Linked DNA regions of Homo sapiens: region 1 is linked to region 2. A link is a contact called in ENCODE Hi-C data. All regions are on one chromosome and are shown on one strand. Each heading gives the region's core, a stretch centred on a gene start or an enhancer-like site at or near the end of the contact. The rest is flanking DNA. Distances are from core to core; before and after follow the strand shown.

Region 1 (3,001 bases), core at 485-2,984, 80 kb after region 2:
TTTGTCATTTAGTCCTCTAATTAAAAACAAGGACACTTTAAATGAACAAGCTTGTTAAGATACCTTGACCTCCCTCCCTCCTTTCCTCCCTTCCTCTGTCTCTAGCTTAAATACAAAAAGTTGTGTATTCAAAAGCAACAGTGTGCAAGTTATTTTGATACTATTCTTTGCTAAGTTTAGAATTGCATTGCAATTCAATTTTATTTTCTGTCCACTTTGTTTTAGTGTTAAGGAATAACCAAATAGAGCATTGAGGATTATAATATTGAGTGCCCAAGAATAGTAATCAAAAATCTGCCAATAAAGATGCTATAAAATTGGATGAGTTCGTAATGTCTTAAGCAAATATTAGGGATTTAGGTACGTATTAGGCAGATATTTGGGGATTCTAAACATGTGTTCCCATGATGGGAGTGTAACACTTGGATAGAAAGGAAGTTACCTAATTGTGATCATTTTGGGGAATATTGAGTGGGCAGGGATGAGGGTGGGAGTGGGTAGAGGTGGGGGTGACTGCAGTATAGTGTACAATTCACTGCAGCCTGCGTGGTCTCCCTCGCTCCTTCACGATTTTCCCTCTTCTTCAAAGTTTGTGTCAGGATGTCTTCCTGGCCATTCAAGTGGAAAGATACATTCCTAACAGCTTGGTTGTGAGGAAAGTAATATTTTTAAAGGTATGATTCAGTTTCAAGATGAAATTTTTGGAGCTCGGGAATGATTTTTAACCCCCACCCTCTCCCCGCCAAATTCAGCAAATGGAAGAAGCAAGGCCCATCCGAGAACTATTCCCAGGCACCAGCTCAAGGCGGAGGGCTCATGGGGAAGCTGAGTGACCTGCTAGGGCCCAAATCCGTTTTTGGCCTTTGCCCTAAAACAGTTCCCCGATGAGAGTTTGGAAGGGGCAGAAAGGAAAGTAACTATCTGGAGCAGGCGAAGAGTAGCAACGCCTCGGGTGCTAAAATCGGAAACCCCACCCCCTACCCCACAACCCTTTCCCAAAGGTAGTAGGCTGAAAGGGGGAATTCCTCGCGGGCGCCGACTCGCTCGCATCTCCTGAGAGGCAAGTTTCTTCGCAAGCGTTAGCCACCTGTGTGAGGCGCTCTGGGTGGGAAAGGTGGCGTGGGAGAAGCGACAGCTCGGCCACACCGCTCGGGAGCTTTCCTTAGTGAGGCCGGCCGTCAAAATACCTCCAGAACTCAGAGCTTTGATGATGCAGAGTCCCCTATGCCTCGTACGTCGCTAGGATCGTAGCTCAACATTCTCCAGGCTGGTCTGCTCTGGAGTCAGCTGAGGCCTCCCGAGTTTGCCCGGGGTCCTCCCTGTCCCCTCCCTCCCACCTCCCCACCCCCGAAGTAGCGCTCCCGCCTCGCTCCACCCGCACACCCCCGGCGCGCCTCGGAGGCTTATCAGGCTCCCCGCACGCCCCGCAAGCTTCCTTGGGCGCCCGGCGCGAGGGACTCTGAGAGCCCAGCCGCTGCCTCGGAGCCCCCATTCACGTCCCCTCCTCCCGCTCCCCCGCCACCGCGCCTCCGACTCTTCTCCCCCGCGCCGCGGCGCCCACCGCGTCTCAGGTTTAATCCCGGGTTGGACCTGCTGGTTTGCTCTCCCCGCTCTGAGCCTCACAGCCAGCCCAGAGAAGTGGAATCTGCACTGAAACTCTGGGTGGCTGGAGCCGGCGGACTGGGCATGCTCAGAAGCCAGGGCTGGCTTTGGTCTCAAGTAGGAAGCTTTGGCACTCGGGAGGCAGCGGCGACTTTGGGGAAAGTTGATCGGAGAGGGGAGGAAGCCTCAAGACGCGGAGCAGCGGCAGGAAGGAGCCCCCGGCAGCCCGGAGGAGCATGGGCACCTTGCGGGATTTACAGTACGCGCTCCAGGAGAAGATCGAGGAGCTGAGGCAGCGGGATGCTCTCATCGACGAGCTGGAGCTGGAGTTGGATCAGAAGGACGAACTGATCCAGAAGCTGCAGAACGAGCTGGACAAGTACCGCTCGGTGATCCGACCAGCCACCCAGCAGGCGCAGAAGCAGAGCGCGAGCACCTTGCAGGGCGAGCCGCGCACCAAGCGGCAGGCGATCTCCGCCGAGCCCACCGCCTTCGACATCCAGGATCTCAGCCATGTGACCCTGCCCTTCTACCCCAAGAGCCCACAGTAAGCAGGGGTGACGCGCCGGGTCCATGTGGCGCCCTGGCGATGGGGAGCTGCGGGTCTCTGTATTGTCTGTCGGCCCCCGCCCCTCCCGCTTGCCATGTCTGTCCTCATCCTCAGAAATGTTTCATTTTAACGGGCACTTCTTGCGGGGCTGTGCACGTTTCTCAGAGCCAGACTCACTGCACATACGTTGCCTTCGTGTCTTTGTCAGATGTCAAGGTATTATTTTTAAATATACATATACATTCGTATAAGCCACCTAGTGTACGTAGAGTTTGAACACGTCCCAGGTGTGTGTCCGACCGTGTGTGTGAGTGTGAGAGAAGAAATAAAAAGCCCCCGTCTCCCAAAAGCCCTGGCAAACCAGCCCAGCTGGAAAATCCTAAATGCAGGCTCATCAGACTTGAAATGAAATGCGTCTGATCACCCATACTTTCTATGCTTTTGTGGCTCTCCCGGATTTCTCTACCTGCTGGCGCTTCACGCTGGTACCCTTCAAACCTGACGTTCTTGTCATCATCAAAGTGTGAAACATAAGCAAATAGGCATAGAAAAAGGAAGAATTTTTGATTTCCTGAATTGGATGACATTTACAATCCATAAATGGAAGACTAGTCTGTTGATTTTGAAGAAATATTTTTTCATAACATATGAGGGAGAAGATTGCTTATTTTACTTAAGAAACGTGCATAATGTTACTAATGGAGCATCTCCATCTCCCAAGAGGTGGTTGCTTGTTTCCAGGGTCAGATACAGATAAGCACACTTATCTTATTTAAAACGTGGACCCATTGTTTGCCTTACTCTTGGCTTCTAATGCAACCACTCTGGCATTGTTCTAGCCTTTTAGGG
Region 2 (3,099 bases), core at 357-2,856:
CCTACCTCTCTTAATCTTTCCCTCTTCTTAGATCATTTGCTGTCTGAGTTTGGGGCCCTCAGGGGACTCCTAAACTAGTCCCCCTCTCTCCGTTTAGCTCTCTCACTTTTGAGGCAAGCTCTTCTGAAGAGCATGTCCTTTCCACTGTCCCCATCCAGGTCAGCTCCAGGGCGCTTAGTGTCTGCCACTGGCCCACTGCACCTCCTCCGTGTCTGCCTCTGGAGTCCCTCTTGTGTATTGATTATATGGGATGGGGAGCCAGGGAGGCTGAGCAGCGGTTCAGAGTTATTAGAAGAAGACCAGGAGCTGGGAGCCAGAGTGGGGAGAAAAACAGGAATCAGGCAGAAAGGACTCCTCTTAAGGAATTGTGGGACCTTCTGAACAGCCATCTCAGAAGACAGCTTTCAGATTTCCTGAGTGACATAGTGACATTCCACTTACGAATTAACACTGTGTACATGGCACCTTTGGGCCCATCTTGCCTTGAAAGTCCCTGTTGGATGGAACAGTGGCATTTTCCTTCCTTTTCTCAGGACTGCAAACAGACCTAATATTTGGCCTTGCCCTTGCCTGGGAAGCTGCTGCTGAGTCTTGTCTCAGCCGGGCTGTGCATTCCGAGCGGCTGCCCTGCCCTGCGCTCAGCAGCTGGAATCAATCTGCCCACCTCCTTAAGAAGCCACTTCATCAGCGGTCACCCGGCAGCTGCTCGCCTCCCAGGGCTGCCGGGCTAGGGCTTTATCGCATTTTTGAAATTTCAGATTTCTGTGTCTGGGCTATGCCCCTCGAACAGTAACAGCACCGCTTTGCAGCAGGGAGGAGATTTCACCAGGATATGGAGGGGACAGGAGAAAAGCCCTCCTTCCCAGAGTCCACTGTCATTCAGGATTTGCTCTCAAAGAGGCAAGAAATCTCTAAGAATGAAAGGAGGTGTTTTGTTGTTGTTGTTGTTGTTTGTATGTACTGGGAGGAAATGGCTAATCTTGGGTATGCACACATCATCCTTCTTCTGTCCTTCTCTCTTCCCCTCCCTTTCCCAACATTTTCATGTTAGGGGTAGGAACATTCATCATGAGTGGATCATGCGCAGTAGCCGTCAGTGCATATTTGTGTCTATAGCAAATAGCTGGAGTACTTTTCTACTTCCTCTCTGTGCTGATTTACACTGGGAGTGAGGGTAAACTTTTTCCCACTCAGCGTTTAGTTTCATACTTTCAAATAGAAGTGTGGAGTTTATTTTCAGCAAGCTGACTCATTAGAGTTTAAAAAGTTTTGACAGGTATAATATATGGGGAGAGTAAACATTAGAATTATGTACTCTTCTTGGCACTTAAAGAGACAGTACTAAATTGTCCTTGGCTAGATACCTTATTTTGGCCAAGAAAGGAAATAATTTATTAAAGGATTTCTGGGATACAATATTTAATATGAAACAAGATACTTTTAAAATAAAAATTGTTTAAAAATGTTCAGATAAGGATTTGACAAGTAGATATTCCATCACCTCACCTGTAATTTTTTTTTTTTTTTTTTTTTTTTTTGAGGCGGAGTCTCGCTCTGTCGCCCAGGCTGGAGTGGAGTGGTGCGATCTCCGGCTCACTGCAAGCTCCGCCTCCCGCGTTCACGCCATTCTCCTGCCTCAGCCTCCCGAGTACACCTCACCTGTTTTTTGTAAAAGGCTGTGCCGTTCTGAAGGGCATGCTGGGGCTGAAACAGAATGCGTTATTGCAAAGCTTGTGTTCAGTTATGATTTCTGTAGCATTTGAATGATAACTATTCATGCTACAGATTCATTTCAAACTTTATCAAAATACCCAGTTTTTATACCAACAAGAACAGAAATGTAGCCTGAAAGTGCAGTCGGCCCCTTCTATCCATGGGTTCCACATCTATGGATTCAACCAACTGAGGATCAAAACTATTCAGGAAAAAAAAAAAAAAGAATGATTGTGCCTGGACTAAACATGTATAGCCTTTTCTTCTAAACAATACAGTATAACAACTATTTACATATAATTTATATTGCATTAGGTGTTATAAGTAATCTAGAGATGAGTTAAAGTGTATGAAAGGATGTGTGTAGGTTTTATGCAAATACTACACCATTTTATATAAAGGACTTGAGTATCTGTGGATTTTGGTATCCTCGGAGGTCCTGGAACCAATCGCCCATGGATACTGAAGGATGACTCTGTAGGAATTTTATTTATTGAAAAGAGTGATGAAAAACTTTTGCCTATAAACACTGCTTCAATGAATGATTACAATCTTAAAAATTTACGTAATAGGTGACAAAAATATCTTAAGCATGTATCGTAGACGAAGGAAATGGAATTCATTAACGACTGTAATCTAGTCAGTCCAATTAGCCAGATTTCTATGTGTCCACAGAGGGTATAATGCACAATCTCCATTAAGAATGATCTAAGTATCTAAGGAATGCTTAGATGAAAATTATACTAGGAAAGGAAGATCTGAGCTCTCAGCATAAGTATCAAGTGTACAATACGATGATCATGTTTAAAAAGAACATATCCGACTTATTGCGGTACTCATTTTTAGATCCCTTAAGAAATGTCCAGTAGGGATCAAGTGATTATCTTTGAAAACTGCAAGCTGTTTTGGATGATGGTGATGATATTTTACATTTATATTTTAAATACTGTTTTTCTGCCAAAGAACTCCAAGTGTTTTACATAGATCTCTGTGAACTCTTGATTTTCTTAATGAATATACTCCACATCAAGAATTACCTATTATCCTTAATCCTTTCCCTTACTCTTTTTGCATACACCCAAACTCCTTATTTTGGCTGCCTAGTTAGCCAGTGTATGCTCAGGAACCGCACACAATTTTTTAATGAGTTTAAGGAAAGGCTAGAATCAATATTAATCTGTTACAGGAATAAAAATAGACGTATTCCAGACACATTTGAGTTATTCTTGTCATGAATCGCTTGATTCTTGATAATGTAAATTGATCATTTGGAACTGGAACTTCCTTTCACTGGGGCATGGATGCCTTGGGATGGATGCCCCAGAAAACTCATTACCTTTTGTCTCTCTGATCCAATTCACATTTGATTTGACCTTAGGACGAAAT

Evidence for each region. Hi-C counts contacts between places; a loop is a spot of excess contacts on that map. Pooled maps may share reads with other maps.
Region 1: a map of esophagus muscularis mucosa shows a loop between it and region 2 (4-fold over the local background). The contact joins the promoter of PRKG1 here to the enhancer-like site in region 2. A Hi-C loop is called at or near these places in 2 of 168 maps with a recorded cell type or tissue (aorta and esophagus muscularis mucosa) and 4 of 50 pooled maps.

Annotation. Positions count from the first base shown.
Region 1 is chr10:51,072,753-51,075,753 of GRCh38, forward strand. It overlaps PRKG1 (protein kinase cGMP-dependent 1), which reads left to right and starts at 1,735. Exons shown (of 18, transcript NM_006258.4): 1 at 1,735-2,149. The coding sequence starts at 1,839.
Region 2 is chr10:50,992,890-50,995,988 of GRCh38, forward strand. It overlaps a transcript of PRKG1 not described here. Among named protein-coding and RNA genes, the nearest start is that of PRKG1, 80 kb to the right of the region's middle. Within about 2 kb of position 1,607, at least 5 of the 41 ENCODE cell types and tissues checked have a DNase peak (open chromatin) inside an H3K27ac peak, as active enhancers do.